3 separate regions of the Homo sapiens genome follow, and all the other regions are linked to region 2. Evidence: chromatin loops called from intact Hi-C (ENCODE). Cell type or tissue: CD4-positive, alpha-beta T cell. All regions are shown on one strand.

What was found. Hi-C counts contacts between places; a loop is a spot of excess contacts. Peaks named below come from ENCODE experiments on the same cell type or tissue, not always from the same donor. Only the 100,000 strongest peaks of a DNase experiment are listed, where the experiment ranks them.
Region 1: it touches region 2 in a loop (4-fold over the local background); 58 of 110 quality-filtered maps call a loop at or near these places.
Region 3: a loop joins it to region 2, with 2.5 times the contacts of the local background. A loop is called at or near these places in 29 of 110 quality-filtered maps.

What each region holds. Positions count from the first base shown.
Region 1 is chr6:157,270,249-157,278,248 of GRCh38, forward strand. No RefSeq gene overlaps it. Among named protein-coding and RNA genes, the nearest start is that of TMEM242, 49 kb to the right of the region's middle. RefSeq lists enhancers at 3,049-3,881, 3,882-4,713 and silencers at 3,508-3,667, 4,098-4,187, 4,388-4,947. In CD4-positive, alpha-beta T cell, a CTCF peak has its summit at 4,765; DNase peaks (open chromatin) are centred at 3,183, 3,603, 4,323, 4,613 and 1 weaker place; H3K4me3 peaks cover 1,834 bases; H3K27ac peaks cover 1,053 bases.
Region 2 is chr6:157,016,806-157,024,805 of GRCh38, forward strand. The region is part of intron 4 of ARID1B (AT-rich interaction domain 1B); the gene reads left to right. Among named protein-coding and RNA genes, the nearest start is that of MIR4466, 240 kb to the left of the region's middle. RefSeq lists an enhancer at 2,289-2,338 and silencers at 4,561-5,080, 5,381-5,470. In CD4-positive, alpha-beta T cell, a CTCF peak has its summit at 4,954 (motif pointing left); DNase peaks (open chromatin) are centred at 3,106, 4,266, 4,766 and 5,376; H3K4me3 peaks cover 2,135 bases; H3K27ac peaks cover 3,236 bases.
Region 3 is chr6:156,950,219-156,958,218 of GRCh38, forward strand. All of the region lies in intron 4 of ARID1B (AT-rich interaction domain 1B), which reads left to right. Among named protein-coding and RNA genes, the nearest start is that of MIR4466, 170 kb to the left of the region's middle. RefSeq lists an enhancer at 7,857-7,986. In CD4-positive, alpha-beta T cell, a CTCF peak has its summit at 3,399; a DNase peak (open chromatin) is centred at 3,553.

The DNA.
Region 1 (8,000 bases), 250 kb after region 2:
CCAACACCAACACCATTACCACCACCAATGACACCAACACCATTACCACCACCACCACCCTCACCAACACCAACACTAAACCATCACCACCAATACCAACACCACCACCAATACCAACACCACCACAATACCATCACCAACACCATTACCACCACCACCATCCCTACCACCACCATCATGACCACGATCACCATCACTGCCCAAGCCATCACTACCATAATAGCCATCACCAACAACATCATCACCACCAACACCAGCAGCAGCACCATTGCTACCACCACCATTGCCAGCACAACCACCACCACCATCAACACTAGCACTATCACTGTCACCACCACCATCACCACTATCACCATCATCACAACACCAACTCTATTACCACCACAAACACCATCACCACCACCACCATCACCACCACTACCATCATCACCATCAACACCATTACTACCACCACCATCACCAATAATATTATTACTCCTACTACCAACAACACTAACACCACCACTTCCACCTCCATCGCTAGCCATCATCATGTGTACACACACACACACACATGCACATATACACATTTTGTAAGTTAAATAGTGAATGAAGAAATTTGCAGGAAAAAAAGTTTGCTGACCTCCTGCAATGGTGTCGAGAATGCTATTATTTACATGTTTCTATCTTAACAGAGGCACAACTTCCCTCTATCCTTGGTGAGGAGTAGATCCTATAAAACAACAGTAGATAAGTGGGTCTCAAACTCTATCATGCAAGAGAATCACCCAGAGGGCTTCTTAAAACACAGATTCCAGGACTCCACCTAGAGTTTCTGATTCAGCAGGTCTGGCTTTGGGCTTACTCATTTGTGTTTCTAATAGGTTCCCAGGTGATGGCTCTGGGGCCACACTTGAGAATCATTACAGTAGGTGAGGCACATACTCACATTCGCACACACACACAGAAACACTTGCAGAATGGATCAAACCTTTTTTATGTAAAAGTTTCTGTCAAAGTAGAGCTTGGAGAATGTGGAGAAAAAAAAATTAATAAAATGAGAGCTAAAGACACGTTAAAACCATTTAACCAGCTGAGAAAAGTAATGTTATAATATGATTGGCCTGGAGATGTAAATTTTGGAGACATATAGAAAATAGAAGTTTTAAGGTCAAAGAAACCTTTCCGATGCTAGGACAGAGATGGAACCATTCAGAAGCAGCTGTAATGTGGAGGTGGAGCCATGGATGAGCTGAGAAGCAGCAAGCAGTGATGTCAAGGCCCAGCGGTGGGTGGGGAGGATCCCTGCTGAAGGCAGGAGGTGCCATGAGGGGCGTGAACACAGTGTCCCTGGTGACCCGGTCAGCAGCATTGCAAAATGTTAGTGCAGCCGGCACCTGTTTTCAGACATGACCAAGGCCCCAAGAAAGAGGCCAGCAGCTAAGGGGGTCAGCGGAGCGGTGGGAAGTGGGGACCCTGAGTCAGAAGCCTGGCCTTTGTCACCCACTAGCACTCACTTAGCCTCTCCGCGATGACACAAAATGCCAACAACAGTCAGAGCTTGCCAGCTGCCCAATTGCTCTGCAAGGCTCAAAGCGCTCTTATTACCAAAAGTGAGACTAAAATGCAGATGGTACATCCAACTCAAGAGAAGCTACCCTGCCTAGAGGGTTCTGTATGCTTTGTCTCAAGTTTGAGGCAGTTTAGAGACAGATGAGCAGATAGACTTGCAGAGGGGCTGTGGAGAGACTGCACAAGGGTAGGCAGGTGAGGTAGCAGCCCCCCGCAGACCCAGTCACCTCCCTTGGCCTCTTGGTGCCTGAAATGCTGCCTTCTGATATGCTGTTCATCTGAAGACCTTTCCATGTTCCAGAGTTTCTGCTGAAAATGCAAATATCCCTGGGAGATGTGGTGCCTTACGCCCTCTAGCCTGGGGAAGCAGCTGGCCCTGGCCACCCGCACAGAGCCGGGATGTTTGGGCTCACTCTTCCTGCCTTGTGTGGCCCCTGCATATATTTTTAGCTGATTTTTCAACTTTGCAAACATCCAGGGAGGAAAGAGCAGCCAGAAAACACAGTTCTCAATATTCAGATGGAAAGAAAACTCATTTGTAGCTAATCCTAATGGTTCTCAATTCAAAAAATATGGGCTGGTACCAAGAAGATATTCAAAGATCTCACCATTTCTTGAAGCTGAGTCTTCCCTGGCCTCCATCACATATCCATGACAGTGATAGGGGGTGTGACAGGCACCAGGATTTTTAAAACTCCCCAGATGACTCTGATGGGCAGCCATGCTTGAGAACCCGTGGCCTGGTCCGCTGTTAGGGCGAGAGAAACCCAGGGCTGGTGTTCCCCTCCTCCACCTGCTCGCTGTGTGGTCATAGGTCAGTTCCCCGCAGTCTGAGTGCCCAGCGCTGTCACCTGGGAAATAGGAGGGGCAACTTCCTTCCCAGGGTAGATGTATCAGAGATAATGTGTGTGAGAGTGCCCGAGGCATGGAGTTGGTGGGGGGGGGGGGCTGGCCAAAGAGAGATGTCATTATTTGTGATTTTACTGAGGAAGAAACTGAGGCACTGAAGCTGTGCATAAACCTTGGTCTGGCTCCCTGAAAACGAGACAGTTGGAGTGGAAAATGTCAAAGGTTCCTTTGAGCTCTAGCAATGTGGAGTTCTGCAGTCAGAGGGTTGAAATGCTGGGACATCTTGAATTGTTTTGAAAGGAAAGACTCATAAACGAGGCACATAGAGCCTTAGGAAACAACCTGAATCCATGCACAGTGAAACAAAACGAAACAGAGCCTCAGCTACTGAATTCATCTCCTCCCCTGACGCCCCGTTGCCCAGGGCCTCTCATTTCCACAGACTGCAGTTGCAACCTCTTGGCCCTTCTTGGTCGCCAGTCGTTTCAGGTCCTGGGCTAATGGACGTGGCCTGGGAGTGATCAGCCAGGGCCATTACCCCTTGGACGGTGCTGTAGGCAGACCTAGGCTTCGGGACTCCTGGGCTCCTGGACCCCTGGAAGAGTGTCGAGAAACATCTGGACAGGATTTCTCAATCTGGGCACTACCGACATTTTCAGCAGTGAATTCTTTTTTCGTGGGGACCTGTGCTGTGCATGGCAGAATGCTTAGCAGCATCCTGGCCTCTACCCACGAGGTGCCAGTAGCACCCTCTTAGTGTCTCTAGGCAATACCAGAGACGTCCCCTGGGGGAAGAGAGGCAAAACTCCACCCACCAACCCCCTCCCCCCAGCCTCTCATTGAGAACTGCTGATCTGGAGGCACCCTAGTTGTCCGGAGGCGGAGGGAGGAATGGGGCTCCTTGGGGTCAATATGAATTTGTTTTGTATTCCTTGTATTTAAATCCACACAAGAAAGAGCCACTCTACAAAGGGCAGAGTTGTTTCAACTGCAGATGGACTCTTCCGGGACTAGAGGAAAGGATGGGATTTTCTTCTTCGAGGTGCTCTTTAAAAGGACACCCTGAAGCCCGGCAGCTGCAGCCAGGGATGAGACCTCACCAACCAAGGCGACGTAGGTAACAGGGCCCATGGGCCCCCAGGAGGCTCACAGGGAGGGCCCTCCCCTGGCCAGGCCTCGGGTGGGCTGGGTTTGCCGGCTATGCCCCGCCCACACTCGCCCTCCCAGCGGGCCCAGCTCCTATACCCTGCTGGGTGCGTCTTCACTGTGGTTCACAGAGAGACGTTCTCACTGCCTTGCTCTGTGGAAAAGCAGATTGCCGAGGTGGATGGGAGGGATCCCTATTTTGGAAAAATAACATATCACCGTACACACACCCACACGCAGAGGGGAAAATGTGGCAGCAGACACCAAAATATTCCTATAGTTATTGATGGAAGCTGGGATTTCAGGTGCCTTTTTTGCTTATGTTTTCTCATTTTTTGACCTTGAACATGTAGTTACTTATAACAAGAAAAAGTCATTCGAGAAAGTAAAGAAAGTAGACAGAAAATGGCACCTTAAAACCCAAACCGCCAGAAACACCACTTAGATCTCAAAAAGGCACTAGGAAAAGCCCACTTCTGGTTTTTGGGTTTTGGCAGCCACCATGCAGAGGGCGGCCCCTGGGTGCTGAGAGTTCCGGGGTCGGGAGTGGGATACAGGTGGGTAAATGAGGGGCTCCGAGAGGGTGCAGCTGCGGGCGCTGAGGACTGAACTCTCCTGGGAGCACGCGCGGGGGACAGGGAACGGCGGCCACGCCCGGGGACCGACGCTGCAGCCGGGAGGAGGCTCAGTCTCTGCGCCTGGGGGCGTCCAGGGAGATGCCAGGTGGGCGCGGCCAGACGCGGGACCTGGGGACCACGGCACCCGCAGCCACGCCTTCAGGACGCGTGGGCGGGACGGGCTCCGTGGGCTTCTGATGAGGACGGTCGGGGAGATGTCGCCTGCGCGTTTCCGGGAGCCTCCAGTGGCCCCGGTTCCAGGGGACCAGACAGAAAACAAAAGAGCAAAAGGCAGCCAAGGCCTCCAGCTAGGGGTCATCCCCGCAGCCCCGGTCCCGGACGGGGCGGGAGGCCGCTGTGGGGACGCGCCGCCGGGCCTCGCTGTCAGGTCGCCCGCGCCCCGCTCCGCCCGCCCCGTACAGGCGGCGACAGCCCCGCCTAGGCCCGCGCCTCGGCCGCCCTCTGCTGGGCGAAGCGAGCACCACGGCCGAGCGGCGGCCCCGGGAGCGCCGCGGGGACTGCAGAGCGCGGGGAAGCGGCGGCAGCGGAGGCTCGGCCTGGAAGGCAGGGGCCTTGGGGGCGTCCGGGGAGAGGGCCGGGGACATCTGTCCAGCGTGGGCCGTGCGCGGTGCCGAGCGCGCGGGGAGGGCCGAGGAGCTAGACGCGGACCCAGCTCCTCTAGGAGCCGGGAGGGATGGGAGGGACGGAGGGTAAACGGGCAGTGCCGGCCGAAGCCCGGTGGGACTCGGCGGCAGACAGACAGGCGGCTTCCGAGGGAGGACCCGGGGCCGGGCGCGGGCGGCGGGAGGCGAGGCCCTGGAGGCCTGGCGCTTCTCTGCACCGCGAAGACCCGGAGGCTTCAAGCAACAGACGCGGTTCTGGAGGCCGGAAGTCCAGAGTCAAGGTCCCCGAAGGCTGGGGGAGAGAATCTGTTCCATGCCTTTCTCTTGGCCTCTGGGGTACAGGGTCCTCAGTGTTCGGGGCTTGTCTCCCGTCACTCCAGTCTCTGCCTCTGTGGCCACATGGCCCTGTGTCCCTGTGTCTGTCTTTTCTCCTTTTACAAGGACAACAGTGGTCTTGGAGTAGAGCCCACTCTCATCAAATTTAGCTTCATTTTGGACGGGCGCTGTGGCTCACGCCTGCAATCCCAACACTTTGGGAGGCCAAGAAGGGCGAATCACCTGAGGTCAGGAGTTCGAGACCAGCCTGGCCAACATGGTGAAACCCCATCTCTACCCAAAATGCAAAAATTAGCCAGGGGTGGTGGCGGGCGCTTGTAATCCCAGCTACTCAGGAGGCTGAGACAGGAGAATCGCTTGAACCTGGGAGGCGGAGGTTTCAGTGAGCCGAGATCGCGCCACTGCACTCCTGCCTGAGCGACCAAGTGAGACTCCGTTTAAAACAAAACAAAACAAAAAAAACCTCCTGTAATCCCGGCACTTTGGGAGTCCAAGGCAGGCGGATCACCTGAGGTCAGGAGTTTGTGACTAGCCTAGCCAACATGATGAAACCCCATCTCTACTAAAAGTACGAAAAATTAGGCTGGTGGCGGGTGCCTGTAATCCCAGTCACTCAGGAGGCTGAGACAGGAGAATCGCTTGAACCTAGGAGGCGGAGATTGCAGTGAGCTGAGATCGCGCCACTGTACTCCAGCCTGGGTGATAGAGTGAGACAGCGTCCCCCTCTCAAAATAAATAAATAAAAATAAAATAAATAAAGTGTGTGTGTATACATACATAGCTTCATTTTAACTTGCTGAAAATGGAAAGGCCTGATTTTCAAAGAAGGCTTCAACACTGAAATCTTCAACACCAGGGGTTTGGACTTTAACATACCTTTTGTGGGGACACAGTTCCACATACAGCAGGCCTGTTCCAGGTGGGCGTGCAAAGTCCACAGGGCTTCACTCCCAAGGCAGAGAGAACCTTGAAAGTTGTCATGATCTCACCTCACCGGAGTGGCCCTAGAAGGCAAGAGCCCAGCCCTGAGTCCCAGCAAGGAGGATTCCAAGCACTTCCACTCCCCAGGGAGGGAGGGGGCCTGGGGACTGCTTGGGGTTTTAGATCAACCCATGTATTGTAGGCAACGATTATTTTATTCTCAAAAAACAAACATGCCACAAATATCCCTCCTTCACTTTCTTTAGTTAGAAGAGCAAGCCATGTTCACTGAGGGAAAATGGGGAAAGTAGATTATAAAGGTTTAAAATTCCAGTGCCCCATGATGGCCGCACACGAAAAGGTGCATCTGTCTACCTAAGTGGGTTGGATGTCACTGTCTGCAGTGGAATAATGCCACATGCCAACCTTTCTGGAACTATGACTTTTGCCGTCACTTTTTGAGTTTAGTTTCCTAGACTCATCAATAGGGCTGTTCTCTGAAAATATGACCTGCAGTTAGGACTCGGTGCCTCTATAAATGGCAGGTGCTTTGCTCATGTGGCTCAGAAGATGTGGAGAGTCTGGGCCTGTCTTGAGGAGGTGAGCTTGGGGAGGGTGCCCCTTGGCCACAGGCGCCACGCTCTGGCAGGACCAGGGGATGTGACCTTCTAAGGAGACACGACCCTGGTAAATAAGCAAGATAGCTGCCGGAAGAATAAGGCGGAAAGTGTCCAGAAAGGATGGGGGTGGGGAAGAGACCCAGGGGTCTCGCAGGCCAGGAGCAGGGCCAGGCTGGCTGTGGGAGAGTTGAGAAAGAGGGGGTGCAGGGGCTGCACGGAGAGGGGAGTGTGTGTGTGTGTGTGTGTGTGTACTGCTTCTTTTGAACAATGTAGAGTTCTCTATTACAATTGCTACATACCAATAGCCTTAAATGACAAACTAATCTCACAGAGTAAGATTTCAAAAAATAAAGGACTGAAATAAAGGCATGCACTGGGCTCTCTCTCATGGTGTCTTTTCCCCCCCTCCGAGATAAGAAACTTCCTTTGTTCTAACCTGGGAAGCTCAGGGATCTCCGTTCAGCCAGAACCGGAACTCTCTTTAGAGTTAAACCCACAACAGAAGAGCCTCCATTTCCCTCTTCTGCACTCCAACCAGCAGGGAAGCCCTTCTCTCCTCTGGTCCCACTCATGGCAGACAATAAGGAATGACATGGAATCTCCATTCGAGCGCATAAATACTCCAACTGTTTTCCTCCAGCCAGAAGTGACTCCACATTTCCCAGCCTCCCAGTCAAGCTAGTCCCAGCTAGCTAAGCATAATGCCCAAATATTAAACAATGCTTAAGATGAAAGTGGGGTGTCACAAACAGCCACCACTTGAGGTAAACATTTTACAAACTACACTTTAGAAACTAAACATTTACCATTTGCCATTGAAAAGTTTTCATTTCAGAGCTCAGGGTTATAGCAACCCAGGATCTTTTACAGAAGCAGAAACTTAAAGCTGAGTTGGTGCACGGGATGTTTTGTGTTGAATTTTTCACAAAAGCCAAGTCAGGATTTCAGATACCTCCAGAAATAAGAAAGCTACCATGGGAAGATTTCAGCAGTATTTATTTTTATTTACAATTTATACCCTGTCAGCTTCTAAAAAGGATTGGAGGCAGCTTCCAATAAAAGATACACGCACAATAAGATTGCTAAAATGGGAACAGAAAATTGAAAACTCATGCCAAAGAAGGAGGGAGTCAAAAAGGTGGTAAGATTATTATGACGCGAGATTAAATTTAGTTCCAAGCTTTCTGATGGCCAAAGCAAAGATGGAAATGTGGAGGCTGGCAGGCACTTCAGTATCTGAATAAAGAAAAGAAAATCATAATCCGTGTATTAGTCTTCAAGGGGTATCAGCGGGTCTCCAGTACCGTGTTCATTGGGTGACCCCTATAAGGGCCTTT
Region 2 (8,000 bases):
TCGATGTTTAATATTGTAAGTATTTTGAGTCTTATTTCTTATTTATATCAATTGGCCCATGGAAAACTTGGTTTCCTGGTAGGGCATTTTACTTGAAGTCATGCCTTCCAAGGAACCTATCAATGTTGTTAAGTGAAGACTTACTGTATCTCATTAATTTTGTATTGCTTAAAGGTTGAAATGATAAAATTTGGGGTATGTTGGGTCAAATAAAACATGTTATCAAAATAATTCCACCTGTTTCCCTTTGCTTAGTGTGGCTGCTAGGAAATGGTAAATTACAAATGTAGTTGGATTGTATTTCTGTTGGACAGGGTTGCTCTAGACAAACCTACACCAAACACAACTTCTGCGCCCCAGGGAATGGACCTTCCCTGTGGACTTGTTATAGTGGTGGATTGCCCTTGTTTCAAATGTCATTGCCCAGTGTAGAAACCTCTGGTAATCCATCAACAATTCTGGTAAATTTTAAAGCCACATTATTGATTAGGGAGAGTTTTGGGAAGGCAGATTGGGAAATAATTCATACTCACTGAGCTACTCAAGAGTAATACTTCCAATCAGTAAAACATCTATTGGGGACCACAGGAAGATGTTCTTTTTGTTTGTTTGTTGTGGCTAATAGATGACTATTAGATTTTATAAAATATGTTTGTTTTGGCTATTAAATGACTATTAGATTTTATAAAATATATGTTTACTTACTACCTTGTTCCCAAAGGGATTTAAGGCATTTAGTTAGCATCTTTCTTTAGGAATTCATCAGTAGTAACAAATGAGCAGTGCTAGTTGAAATTCTAAAATAAAAACTCATATTCCTCTAGGTAATTGCTTTTTAACCTTTTTAGGGGTCTTTCCTGAGACCAGACTGCATTCATCTGAAAACAAACCTGTAGTTAGGACAATCCATGAGTAAAGAAGGCCTCATATTTAGAATGTCATAGCTTCTCAGAATCTGCTTTGAAATTGAAAGTCAACATAGCTCCTTCTGCTGTGGTGCAAATGTCTAGAGCCTAAACATCTCTAAAATGGAAACTGGGCTGGGTGTGGTGGCTCATGCCTGAAATCCCAGCACTTTGGGAAGCTGAGGCAGACAGAAGGATTGCTTGAGCCCAGGAGTTGGAGACCAGCCTGGGCAACATGAGACACCATCTCTACAAAAAAAAAAAAAAAAAAATTAGCTGGGCATGGTGTCATGTGCTTGTAGTCCCAGTTACTCAAGGGGCTAAGGTGGGAGGATAGGTTGAGCCCAGGAGGTTGAGGCTGCAGTGAGTCATGATAGTGCCATGGCATTCCAGCCTGGGCAACAGAGCAAGACCATGTCTCTAAATAAAAGTAAAGTAATAAGTAAAATGGAAACTGACTTGTTTTTAGTAGGAAAGAATGTCTAAACAAAAAGTAGTATGCTTTTTTTTTTTTTTTTTTTTTTGAGATACAGTCTTGCTCTGTTGCCCAGGCTGGAGTGCAGTGGTACAACCTCGGCTCACTGCAACCTCTGCTTCCCAGGTTCAAGTGATTGTTCTGCCTCAGCCTCCCAACAGCTGGGACTACAGGCATGTGCCACTACACCCAGCTAATTTTTGTATTTTTAGTAGAGACAGAGTTTCACCATATTGGCCAGGCAGGTCTCGAACTCCTGACCTCATGATCCTTCCGCCTTGCCCTCCAAAAGTGCTGGGATTACAGGCGTGAGCCACCGTGCCCGGCATAACTATTTCCTTTTTATGATAAAACTCTGCTTCCTGGAGATACTTGTCAAAAATTATTACCCATCTACATGTGAGACCTTCAGGTCTCAGCCTTACTCTTCGTTTACTAATCTGAAGTTTTGGATTTCTGGCGTATGAGAATTTCTGGTTTCCAGCACATCTCTTTCATTTCTGCTTAAATTTAGTAGCTAAATTAATCTGTAGCAAACTTTTCTATGGATTTTTGCAGGTGGGAAAATATACATAAATTCACAATGGATGGACCTTGCCTTCATAGAGGTTAAAAGGAAAATAGACATATATGTGATTATATATACAACAGTAAAATTCTATCAGTCCAGTGCAGTAGTACATAAAGTGCAGTACATTCCAACCATGGGGGGTCAGGGAAGACTTGGAAGCATGACCTCAAAGGGCAAATGTACAGGGAAAGTGAAGGGATCTGTATGAATAAAGGGCTGAAAAAAAATACGGTAGGCTCAGCACAGAAATCATGACAGGGTGCTTCATATTCCAATAATGAGTTGAGGTAAGGGGTGATATCATATGGCAGATTAGGAACAGATTCTCCAAAGCCCTTTATCCCGAGGTAAGAAGTCTAGACCCAGTTCTGTTGGTCTGAGGGATATTAAGCAGAATGACATGTTCAAATCTGTTATCTGAAGAGGACACTGGGGGCACTGTGAGGGAGAATGGGTTGGAAAGAGCCTGGTGTCAAGGAAACCAGTTTCACAGTATTCTAGGCTTAGGAGGAGAGATGCGAGTCTCAGTTAAGGCATTGGTAATGGGAATGGAGGCTAGTCTGTATTTCAGGAATGGTCAGATGATGTTTATAGCCAGCATCTGGTAAGTGCTGATTTCATTCTCATAACAACCATCAGAGCAGACTGTCGTCATATACATGAAGAAGCTGAGGCCCAGAGATGCTAAGAAACTTGTCTAACTTCTCCAAAGCCACTGCTTGGAGGAGTTAAATTTAGTTCTGTTTAGTGTTACCTGAGTCCATGTTTCACTTCCTATTTCTCTCTAGATTTGGAGGAAAAAGCAGTTCTGAAATTGTAAAATTTCTAGCCTGGTGGCTTTTGCTTTCATTAAGGAAGGAGGGAAGAACTTGTCCATTAAATGTTGGTACTCCTGAAGGTTCTGTTTTAGGCTCTATCGTCCTTTGTGATGCCTTTTTATGATAAAACTCAGTCATCCACGCTCACTCAACTGTCATCTAATTGCCTGCGAATCCATGTTCTTTAGTCTCCTGCAACTTGTGCCATGACCTGTATTTCCTGCTGCCAGCGGGTCACCTCCGCGGATATACCACAAGCATGTCAAATTGCCGAGGACACAACCATGCCATTCATTCTTCCCACCAAGCCAAAAGAAAATCTGGGTGTATCTGGACGACTCCTGTCTTCCCCTTCATATGCAGCCATTATGTTTCTAGAGCTAGAACCATCTGAAAATCTTAAGTCCTTTAGGGTTTTTTCGCCCCCTGCCTTTCTCTTTTAGCAAAGATAAATAAAAAGTGAAACAAATTGGCACAACTTGGAGGATGAAGAAGTAGCAAAAGACAAAGCTGTTAGAGGGATAGGAGAAAGTCATTTCAGGAAGGAGGGAATAGACATAACAAGCAAATTTGCCGTTCAGGAAATGTTTTATTTAAGAAAATTAATAATATTTAGAAAATAAATTGGATGGAAATAAATTTTTAACATTCCTTCTCTGATGAAGAACTGACCTAAAATGTAGTTAGTTCTTTATTCTTGCTTTTTAACCTTGTAGATAACATCATGTTAGTCATTTACCCCCATACAAGTTGAGCACTCTGTAAGGGATGTAATTTAAACATGTCTCAAAACCAAAAACCAGTCCATGGGCAGATCTTTTTATTGCGATAATATATAACTACATAACTGTAAATTGGAACCTAAAAATATATATTTAATATGAAATTAATTTTTTTTAATTAACCCAAACTTTAACTTTTTTATAAGGGGTTGTGTTTGAATGCTTTAGCCACTAGGCATGTGTTTTTCTTTCTGATGCTGTTGGAGCTATAAATAGTAGGTAGAACTGAATGAGATGGCATCACATAAACAACAGCCTAGCTTGGTCATTTCTCCTACTCAGATCGCGAGTCAAAATATTAAACAGTGGTGGTTTCAAACTATATGTAATTTCCTCAAAATTATGCTTCTCTAATATTTTTTCCATCGCTTTTTCCTCACCAAAGATTTGTTACCTCTCCCCTTATATAACTCTTGGTCATAACTCAATAAATTATTTTTTTAAGGAGTGGTACGTGAGTTTATGCTGTACGTGGTTTCTTTGGCTGATCTACTTGAGTCCTTAATTTTCTTACAAAAAGTAACCTGGAACTTATGGCTAGAAACGATACATTCTTACAATATTAATGGCCGAAGGAACGTTACTTCTTTGCAGAATTCGATAAAGAAATGAGAAATTCGGGGACCCGGAAACTTTTAGCGCTTGCCCTGAACAGCGGCCCGGAATCTCCCGCCCACCCGTCCCTGCCCGGATGCCTGCGCGGCGGCGGCGTCCTTCCCTCCTCGGCTGCGCTTTTACTCTTGGTCAGGGCCCGCTTGAGAGAGGGGGATTTTAGAGAGAGGGTGTGAAGGACGCAGGACCGCTTTCAGGCCGCCAGCTCTCAGGCCTCGCTTTCCGGTCCTCACTGCGCGTCCACACCTCGCCTTGGTTTCTTTTGTTTTATTCAAGCCCCGGCCCCGCGGTACAGCGGGGAGACTCGCCCGCGCCCACGGAAGAAGCCGAGCTCCTCCGAAGGGAGAACCAGTGATTCCACGGACCCCGGAATCCCCCGGGAGTGGGACCACCAGGCAGCGGGCGGAATTAACCCTGCCGCGGAGGCGCTGGGCGAGGATGAGGGCGGCGAGCGCGGAGGGGACCGAGTCACACAGCAGCCCGGCGGCCTCTGCCGGCAGGCCCCGCTCGCTCCTTTCGGCCCGACCCGGGCGGGGGTTCCGGTGCCGCCCTCCCTACCCCGCACGTAGGCTCGTGGGGGCGGGGACAGGGGGACGAAAACAACCGCGTCCTCAGCCTGACTGAACAGGCTCGGACTCCTCCGACGGCGCCGCGCCGCGCACAGATGAGCCTTTGTGGGACCCCGCGGAAGGAGGCGCCGGCCGCAGCCACATTCCTTTCCGGGCAAGCGCGGCCGCCGCCTGCAGGCACCGTCCGCCCCGCGCGCCCGCAGGCTCCTCCTGGAGGCGGGAGGCGGCGGCCGCTCGCACAGCGTGTTTTCTAAAGTTTCTGCTGACACAGCTTCGCGTACACATGAGCCGGCGCGGCCAGACTCACGCAGGCACCGAGTGTTTCCCCTGCGCCGTCTCGCGCCGCCGCCCCGCTACCTCGCCGCGCGCCCCTAACCTCTGCGTCCCGCGTGGCGCGCCCAGCGCTTAAGGTTTTATTTTTCCCCTACTTCCTTTGGTGCATCTCTTTCCCCCTCTCAAAACCACCACCCAAACTTAAAGGCTGGATGAGTTGGAACCCGTTCGCGTAATTAAAACGAGTGGCTGACGGTGGAAAAGCCAGGAACTACAGACGAAGGACGCCAGCAGGGCCGCGGAGCCCAGGCCGCCAAGAACAGGGCGGGGAGGCGGGGCGGGGCCGCGGAAGGGGGCGAGGTGGAGGGGCGGGGCCGGCGGGAGGTGGGCGGGGCGAGGCTGGCAGGCCGCCGCCATTGGCTGTTACCCGACGCACCGAGGCTGGGCGGCTTAGCCAGGCACTTGGATTCTATTTGTGTAATAGCTGCTTCTTGGAGCCAAGTGCATGCTCATCAACCTTCCTTGCTGGGAAAACCAACTCACAGCATTTTTTAAAAGCCGAGAAACGCCTAGGCTTGTAAAGTTTCATCTCCTGCCTGTGCTTTCCTGTTCTTAATTAAATGCTGAAGAGTCTTGTCGGGATATTACTTTTCATCCTGTCTCTGCCATGGAGACTTTGGGATCACTGGGTGGTCTCTTGGTCACTTGCAGGTGTTTTAGGTAGGATGTTGCAATCTGCAATCTAGGAACATTTGACGACTTTTTCAAGTAAGCTAAACAACACATGAAACTATAGTAGATTAACCAAGACATGCATTTAATCCAACTAGTAGCAATCAGCGACGGCCACTTTGGTTTTACACTTTTTGTTCACTCTGTGAACTATATAATTTGACCATAAATTCTAATTTGTTCTCTTGTTGATAATTCTTATGCAGATAACTTATAACTTATGTGTGTATTTTTATCAGACTCAAAGCAACTTAATTTTGGAATTCTGCAAATTTAATTGATGATCCATTATAACAACGTAGGGTTAGGGTTAGGGTCAGTTTTCGGTGTTGATGTAGAGACAGAATCCAAAAGTATTTTGAAATGTTTAAGAGAAATGGCCTTGAAGAGTTCTGAATATTAACATTCTTCTGTTTTTATGCCTTGTAGTGTTTACCGCACGTGTGAATATGCATAGAAATTTTCATGTAGCAATTTCTGTGTTTGTGATCTGTATACAGATTTTATAAAAATAATAGCAGGGACATTTCTGACCTTGATCATTGTTGTTAACTGATGACATTTGCCAGTTACAGTTTAAATTAAGTTGAATTTATTATTTAGGTGTTTCATAAGAAGGAGTGAGTTGCATACTAGGATATACTCTTGTATTCCATATCCTCTCCTCACTCCGGCGCTTCCTAACAGGAAGAGCAAATGCATTGTGAGGATAAACACTGATTGGTTACTATCTGTAGAGCAGGATTAGCAGCTCTTTTTAGATTTTGAGCTGCAATCTCTTTTAATAGTGCTTAAATTGATGCAGGTCAGTGAATTTTGTGTTTACAGGCTTTTAACTCCCTAGCTTTGTGAATACTGAATTTATGGAAAAGCTTAATTTTCTCTGTATCTCAGAAGGGATATGTACAATTAAAAAAGAAAACAATACAAATTATTTTACATAAACTGGAGCAATTTGGAAACAGTGTAATAAGGGTTGAGTAAAAGATTTCTCCCCATCGTCGTGGCATATTCTACTGTTACACTTACCTGCCATTGCTCATAATGGGTCTGACGTTGTAGGTACATCTAAGTGTGGTTTGCAGTCACTATTTTATGTTATTTGGAAAGTCTTGGATTTTAAAATGTTAACCCAAATAAATATCAACAAGGCATATCTATTTGGGAGTCACTTATGACTTCTGCCCCTCCAACAGTAATTTCTATTTGCTGCAAACATTTGCCAAGTTTACGGCAAATTTTGAAGTTAAACTTTGCCTACCTAATATAATGAGTGTGTGGTTCCTATGCTCCCCTAGGTTTGCCAAAGGTAGTCTTGATGTAAATAATACATTCAAGTGAGATGTCAAGCAAGTGTATGGCTTGACAGATTTTGCATGTAGATTGTAGCTAGTTATCTCAGGTTATTTATTCTTTAAACTTTCACCAATTTACCCATTTTAAAAATAGTGAATTTGTATTAAAAATAGTTGGTAACATAAACCATGGCATTCAGCCTACATTTCATATGAGATTTATCTGCCTGTGCAGAGATGTTACTTAACTTGAAGGCCTCTTTGTGGAAGAAAGATTTGTCTTCCAACATTTTGCGTCAGCAGTGCTGAAGTGCCACTCTGTGGAAGTTGCTTCTTATGGCCTTCCTGCCACAAAAATGATATGTGGTTTAACTCTTTCAGGAACTGGGGTCATTTCATCCCAAACGCTGACCAAGGTTGTTTATAAACTCTTAGAAAAACATAACATAAATGAATCTTACTGCCAAGTGACAAGTTTCTTTTTATGTTTGGTTGTAAATTATTTCAGAAACCTCATTTTTGTTTAAAAAGCAGATTTGTATGAACAAAATTGAGTGAACAAATTGAGTCCATTTAATATTAAAATGTTGAAAGGGCTTACTTGGTGTAGATGTTTCAAACATCAAAAATCTAGCTTTTCGGGGCTGGATGCAGTGGCTCATGCCTTTAATCCCAAAACTTCAGGAGACTGAGGCGGGCAGATCACTTGAGGTCAGGAGTTCAAGACCAGCCTGGCCAACATGGCAAAACCCCATCTCTACTTAAAAAACAAAACAAAACAAAAAACAGCCAGATCTGGTGGCACACACCTGTAATCCCAGCTACTCAGGTGGCTGAGGCAGGGAAATCACTTGAACCTGGAGGCAGAGGTTACAGTGAACCTTGACTGCACCAGTGGACTCCAGTGTTGGCAACAGAGTGAGATTCTGTAAAACAAAACAAAAAAGAAAAAAAAACCCAAAATCTGG
Region 3 (8,000 bases), 67 kb before region 2:
GTACAGATCTACTTGGTTTGCAGCAAATCTGCTTTAGGCAAACTCCTTACATTGCTCAAAGAGTTTTCAGAGTTTTGGTACAAACACCATATAACCGTAATAGGAGCAACCAGCCATGAAGGATAACACAGGTCTTTAGTGGAAGACCAAAGATGGTGAATCAGGTAGTATCACTAAATGCACTTTTAAGTCAAATACTTAATGTTGAAACTTTATTTAAAATATTATATAGGTTTGTGTATATATATGGGGATGTAAGAGAAAGGGACATGCCTAAATAATTACGTTAATATAGGAAATATACCTTTTTCAATTCTGCCTTCTTCCATCGCAGTTGATTAGATGACATTAAATGAATATGTTGTTGTGGGCCAGGTGGTATTTTGCGGGGGGGTAACAACCTGAAAGTTGTCCTGGTTTTTTAGCGCTGCTCTTTCCGAGTCTTATTTATTGAAGTTTAAACTATTCATAAGATCTAGTGGTAACTGCTGTAAAGGTAACTGGGGAAGTTATAGAGGAAATGACTATGACTTTACCGTTGCAAATAGATTAATGCACTTTACTTTTCCCCAACATTTTTATTGACTGTCCTGTCATATCCCTTCTTAAATCATACTTACTGTTACCAGTTTTACCTTTGAATTTACCTACAAACCTAATTTCTCATTAAAACAATAAAAATGTATGAAGTATAATATAATTGATGCAATTTTAGCCTCCCTAATGAATTTTTTAAAATACTCTGGTATTTTAATATAAAGTATTACCCAGATACTCTATAACTTAATGATCAAAATTTAAGAATTAATTTCTTTATAAAAGTGTTTAAAAATAGCTTGGATGAGGTATTCTTTCAACATGTATCCCTGAAAATTATAAATAAATGGTTATTTTTAAATATACCAGTGGCCACTTTTAACTGAAAGAGTCCTGGTGTGACAGAATGTTTCATATCCTATGATGTTTTTATATAGAATTTATAACCCTTGTGCTTCCAGAAAGGATTTGAGCTGACTTACAGTAAAACGTTTGTATAAACAAAGACTGCTCCAAGCGGATTACAAATTCTTAAAAAAGTTTGAAAAAGAGAGAAGCAAACAAACCATGATAATGCAGTTACTGATGAATAATGATTAAATTTAAGGCTACATTCCTGACTAGCAAAGTAAAGGGGAAAAATTGGGATTACCTAATTATTAAAGTAAAACACTTCATTTATTTTCTTTCTTTTTCTTTTTTTTTTGAAATGGAGTCTCGCTCTGTCATCCAGGCTGGAGTGCAGTGGTGCCATCTCGGCTCACTGCAAGCTCCACCTCCTGGGTTTACGCCATTCTTCTGCCTCAGCCTCCTGAGTAGCTGGGACTACAGGCGCCCGCCACCACGCCCAACTAATTTTTTGTGTTTTTAGTAGAGATGGGGTTTCACTGTATTAGCCAGGATGGTCTCAATCTCCTGACCTCGTGATCCGCCCGCCTCAGCCTTCCAAAGTGTTGGGATTACAGGTGTGAGCCACCGCACCTGGCCAACACTTCATTTCTTAAGAAAGGAATATTATTTTTCTTTTATTATATTGTAAAAGGAAATACTTTATAAAGGAATATATACTCTTTTGAAAATAGTGAATAATGAGTCCAAAATATGAGTTTTTAATATAGTGCTAAAAAAGTGGTTTCATGTTTGGGAAAATTATCAAAGGCCTAAATTAGGTGTCATGCCACATAAATGATTGAATAATTATCTGTTTTTGCTGTAACTTGCTTAACTACTTTGTTACTCTGTCCAAAGAAGTAGCTTATTGAACCCATTTTTATTTCACAATAATTTTTAAAAATAATTATTTTATAAGCATAAAACGTGTACCAGGGTGGAAACCCATTTAGTCAGGAAAGAGTTGAATTGTGAAGAGAGTGTTTTTTTATACATGTGTTTTTCTTTGTTTTGAGGGATAGGTGTGTGAGTGACATTTGTAATTTAGCTTGTTTTTCTGGGAAGAAGATTGCTGATCCTTGGGTTTAAAGATGAGGGCTCAAGATTAATTGATGAGACTAGTGATGGTCTAAATTTTACAGAACATGCATGCCACTAATAGCTTAATAGTTAGGATGATAACAGTTTGTGAGTGAATTTATGTGCTTTATTTTTCTCGAACTTACTGACTTTGAATACGTTATAAAATTGGAGCTGTGCTCCTAAGGAGTAACATGGAACTCCATCATAGGTCCACCTCCAGCAAAAGGCTAGCAGGGGTGGTGGGGACACTGAGGCTGGCTTGATTTCCCATCCTGCCCCCCATGGTTGGTCGTGGGAAGAAGGTCGGGCTGCCGTGGCTCCTGTGCACTTTGGTTGCTGAGAGTGGTTGTGGGCAGCAGGCCGGTGAGCAGTGGGGGCAGGGATCTTGACACCAGCCCTTGTTGGACTCCACACCCTTCTGACCATTCATCCACCTTTGGGAGTGGGGAGCAGGGTCTGTTGAAAGAGGCAGCCGTGTCATGCTCCTGTTAGTAAGGGAACTAGACTTTTTTGAGCCTAAAACCATACAAGAGAATTCAACAGAAAGAGAATTTAATGTATATATTCATTCTTGTAAAACAATAATATTGTAGTAAAACTTACATCTGTGTGTTTGCTGGCCAGGCTAGTCATTTATGACTTTCTTCGAGTAAGCGAAAATCCTTGGAGTCTGGCAATTCTTCCTTGTAGGGAATCTTCAAGAAGACTTTAGCTCCAACTTTATTCTTTTGTATTTCATTACCTCTGGGAAAATTACTAGCTGGGCATTTTGTGGCATTCTCAACCTCAACTCTAGGGCTAGTGCTTTTAAAATCTGGTCAACTGCGTAATTGTGAAACAGTACTGTGTCAGCTTTATGCACTTATTATTATTTTTTTAAGACACAAAAACTTACAAATTGGCAAATTGTTTTTCAGTGTTTTCCCCTTCACAGGGCTTTAAAAATATCTTGAGTATGTTGGGGTTAGATTGGGTGGTTGGAAAGCAAAGCTCCAAGTGCTAGAATGGACGGCTGCCCTCTGCAGCTTCAACACAGGGATCCACTCAGCCCCCTTAGCTGACTACTGGTGCTTAAAACGGTTTTTGACAAACGCCAGAGTTTCACAAATATAGAAGTAGCAGTTATAGAGGTGGTTTTGCAAGTCCCTTGGAACATTCATGCAGGTCTGCAGTCACTCTTAATTTGAATGAGAAAGAAGATGGTAGAAACTATTTTTATTTTCTCCTGGGAGCAAGAGAAAAGGAAGGCTAGAACTCTGTACTATGTAATTTTAAAAAAAGAAAAAAATCGGACTCCATTGAGATTCTTTCTTGTTTACTTTTTGTTTTACTCTCTCTGTCTCCTAGTATGTTTGACTAATGTAAGTCTTCCCCCAGGAATATGAGAATATGTGGTACCGTCCGCCTCATAACCTTCCTGGATATTTTTATAATTTATCATCAGCTGACACTGCTTGGGTAGAATATTCTTACCACTCCCTCTGGCTGCTGGAAGTCTGAAATTACATCTTTGTCTTTGAAGTCAGGCATACTGTTAGCGTTGCTATGGTGACAGGGTGGGTAATGGCCTCCGCAGACAGGAGATTGGTATTTAGCGTTTAAACACTGCTGTACACAAGGCCTTGATTTTTAGAGTGGTTACTGAACTATCCCCTTTTAGTAAATGTTTAAAAATTACATTTTTACATGGTCTTACTAGATTAATAGTCATGGTTTATTTCATTTTAACTGCAAGGATAAAAGCATTATTCCATTAAATGGGCAGCTTTTTTTTCTCTTTTGGTTTATGCATTATTAACACAGGCTTTCCTGTTTTGCTTGTAACATTTTATAGGCTTTTTCAAACACGCAGTCAGATTTGCTCTGTTGCTCCTTTATTTTTTGGACTTAGCCCATTATCTGCTTGATCTTGGACAATTTCAGAGGAGACAAAGTTCTAAGGAACTAAGCTTTTAAAATATTAAAAATGAAGTTCTTTTTTTTTTTTAATGTATGAGTGATAATATTGATCAAGATGTCTCTTTGGTTTCAAGTTTCTAGTTAGCCCCTTTCCTGAACTATACCCTCACATGAGATAGTAAAGGAAGGACAGTTTATGGTTCTGGAGAACTGTTGGACATTTTGAAAATGCTTTAGTTGATGTAACTTTCGAAGCAATATGCTCTGACATAGTCAGCCTGTGTGGAATGAGGCCGTTTGCACACACATACATATGATTTTTTTTTATCTGTGAGTATTTTGTCTTTAGAATAAAGATGAATCTTAATAGTTTGTATGGTATATACAAGTCCCTGTCTACCTGATACATAAACTGCTACTAAAACATCATTTTTAATGTCTTGTGATACAGAATTTATTACTTTATGAGGTATTTTATTTGTGGTAATTTAAATTGTTTAGGAAGTTTTTCCTTACATTAGCTCGAACTGTTTTTTTTGTTTGTTTTTTTAAATCCTGGTTCTACTTCTGCCTTCTTAAACCACACAAGGTAAATCTAAATCCTTCTTCTATATGACGGCTGTTCACGTATTTGAAGATAGTTTTCATTTACTAGGATTTCTTCTGGGCTATTAATAGTTACTTTAACTATTTCCCCCACTGTGTGGTCTCAAGTTCCCCTGCACCCTATTCTTAATTCCTTAATGAGCTTCATTTTTGTATAAGCACCTCTAAATGTGATATCCACAACCAAAGGGCAGGCTCCAAAGGCATGGCTGGCGGAGGCCACCTGGCCCGCTTTGTGTTGGACCGTCACGCTGCCGTGTATCGGAGGCGTCAGGGTCTGCAGGGCTTTGCGGCAGCTGCAGCCCACTCTTGCCACTGTGATGGGAGCTGCTCTGAAGGATACGTCTCATCCATCCTGCACCTGAGCTCAAGTGCTCATCGACCCTTCCTGGCTGCTGTTGGACTGGGTCGGGGCTGTTGTTCAAGCTTGCTAACGTGTGTTAGGATCCTGAATCTGGCATCTGTTGTATTTAGTGTAATTCCTACCTTTGTGTCCCCTCTGAATTTGTATCTCATGATAGCTCTTAATACAGAAAGTTAAATAGGCTAAATCCAGAGCTTTCTGACATTCTGGTTATTGCCATTCAACCAGGTGTGATAAACCTAGAGCTACTGTATGTTCCAGGCCATACATTACATATTAACCACAATCCTGTCCTAGAGACTTTATCTGAGGCTAGGTGGGGATCCAGAACAACGCTATAGTCCTTTCTGTATATGTTATAGTGCTGTCTTCCAGAATGACTTATTGTGGATTATATATGACTTCCAATGATGTAACACATATAAAGGCTCTGTAATAATTGAAAGTTATACATAATTTGCTATTGACATAATTTTATCTTTATCAAGTTTTCTACATGAGAGGAGAAAATCTACCTTTTAAGCTAGTTCACCTTGCCACCTGAGTGATACGCCTCAGCTCCTTCCCTGTGTCCAGGAGGAACAGCCAAGATAAACATCAAGAAAAGGTAGGAGAACCTATGCCCATCTCCAGAAGGGCCCTAGAAACAGAGCCTGGATGTCATGGGGTCCAAGGCAGAAGATACTCGCCCTGGACTTGGGATCTTAGAAATGAAGTAGCCCCATTTCAGGGGCCTAAGATTTTAGGGAGGAGGGCTGTTGGTCTCAGAAACCCTATCCTGTTAGGAAGGTTACTGGAGGCCGCTGGTGGTGGAAGCCGCGCCTGTTCTATTTCCTCACCTTCCTGTGTTCATCTGTGTATCTGCCAAGTGCCCTGTGCTTTGCTTTTTACCACCAACTGCTTGACAGCCGTCCAGGACTGCTGGGTTCTGGACATAAGGTCAGATAAAACTGGCCTAGTCTTTTCTAGGGATGTAAACCTTGGGGAAGACATGCACCAGTGGCCTGGTACTGGGGACAAGAGCAGGGCCTCTGCTTCTGTAGTGCACAGGGGCTGCCTCTAGCAGGGGAAGGAGGTGGGAGGCAAGTGGGCCACTCAGAAAAAGACATTCTTTTTTGAATGAGTCCCAGGTACTTTTGTGAGTTCATGGAGGCTGGCCCATAATTTCCACTCGGACTTGTCATAAACTCTCCCTGCTTCTTACCCCCACCCTTCTCTCAGAAGCCAGGACTCAGTGAGTTCTGGGCATGGGAACCTGGGAGGCAGAGCACTTACAAATGAAAATTTGGCAATAAGTTTTATAGACTGGAAAAAAATTGCTTCAGACCAGTGCTGGTAGCAGTGGAGTGGCAGATAGGAAATAGTCCTCTGGAGGTGGCCTCTAGGGACAGCAGCCCTTTCTGTGGTCAGTCCATAGACCCTCTGCTGGGTCACCATGGAGGCTTCTTTAACCAGCCTGCAGTTTCAGCTTGAGTTTGGGGTGAAGGGTGGATGACAGCTTCTTAGTCCACTGATATCTTAATGAGATTTCCATTCAGTGTATTTTGCATCTCCCTCCAAAAGGAAAAATATATGAGTGAATTTTGTTTATAGCATGTGTAGCAGGCAGGATGTTGCAGGGACTTTGGGATATTCTGGATCAGCACTGTCCAGTAGAACTTTCTGCAGTGATGAAAACAGTCCCTATCTGTGTTGTCCAGTATGTCAGCCACTTGCCATATATTGTTATATACCACCTGAAATATGGCTAGCAGAAGGAATTTTGCGTTTTAGTTAAATTTAAACACCCTCATGTGGCTAGTGCCGACCATACTGGACAGTGCAGTTCTAGATTATGGATCCCATATGGTCAGGATCTTATTACAGACTGAATTTGGTGAAAATAACAATGTTAGGTTAAGACTCTCAAATTCTTGGCATGTAAGTTATTGATTTGTAATGTATTCTGAGCTGGCATTTAAAATTACCTCATTTTTACAAGGATACAAGAGATTGAAGGAACAAATATATTTTAGATGTAGAGTTTATCTGTTGCAGGGTTTGGCATGTAGGCCAGGAACCAAGATTCCAGGAGTAAGAATGGCACACTTGGTGAAAGAGTGCTGTGCACTTGGATGCTGATTTACAAGTGACAGAGCCACTGTGTCCCACGTCTTTCTCCTTGCCTGTTTCTCTGGGTTTTCAGTTATCTATGTTTATTGGAAACAGTTATCACAGAGTTGAGTACCTTGAAGATCTCTTGTGGACATCCCCACTTCCTTCCCACATACTCACCAGTACCAGGGTCAGCTTCAGGTAGGAGGATGGCACAGACTCAAGGTCAAGCAGAGGTGTGAGCCACAGAAGCAGAGTAGCAGGCCAAGTTCCAGCATCCTGGCTGCCAGGACCACCGTGCAGGCTTAAGAAGCTGGAGCTTTAGGATATGGAGTGTCCATCACTTGGCATCTTTCTCATAGCCCAGGTGGCATCTGAGAATTAGGTTAGGGTTGATTTGGACCCTATGGTTTGGTAAATCATGTCCCTTGAATGTATACAAATGATGTCTGTTGATATTTAAAATATGTTTCTTTCTGTTTAATTGTAAAGGGGATCAGGAAGTCTTTTCTCCCACGAGTCTCAAATAATTTCATAGTTAGAATCTGGTAATTTCAGGCCAGCCTAGGGCTTTTCATGACTCTCACTTTTTAAGGCTGGTATCCTCATTTGCTGGATGAGTAGGGGTTCTGCTGATGGAGATAATGACACCAGGATACCCATGTGTTGAGTCCATCTTGCTGCCCCTTCCAAGCCCCCCAAACAACTGGAGTTCTGTATTCTGCTAGGGAATCTGTTATGTGGTGTAGCCTTCCTCTTAGACTTAATTCATTCACTTTTTTAGTGCTCTACATGTTTAGAATTTTCATAAGAACTGCATTTTACATTCAGTATAATGTAGTTGGGTAGTTAGAATAATATGTTCCAAGATCTCTGATTCATTTGTCACCCGCCTTGCAAACTCAGCTTTGGCTTGTTGTCCACATCCATCCCACTGCACACGGCAGTCTACCATTTGTAGTCCAATCCATGCCTTCTGGCTCCATTTCCTGACATCAGGAGGTTAAAGACTAACTTGTTTTCTCCT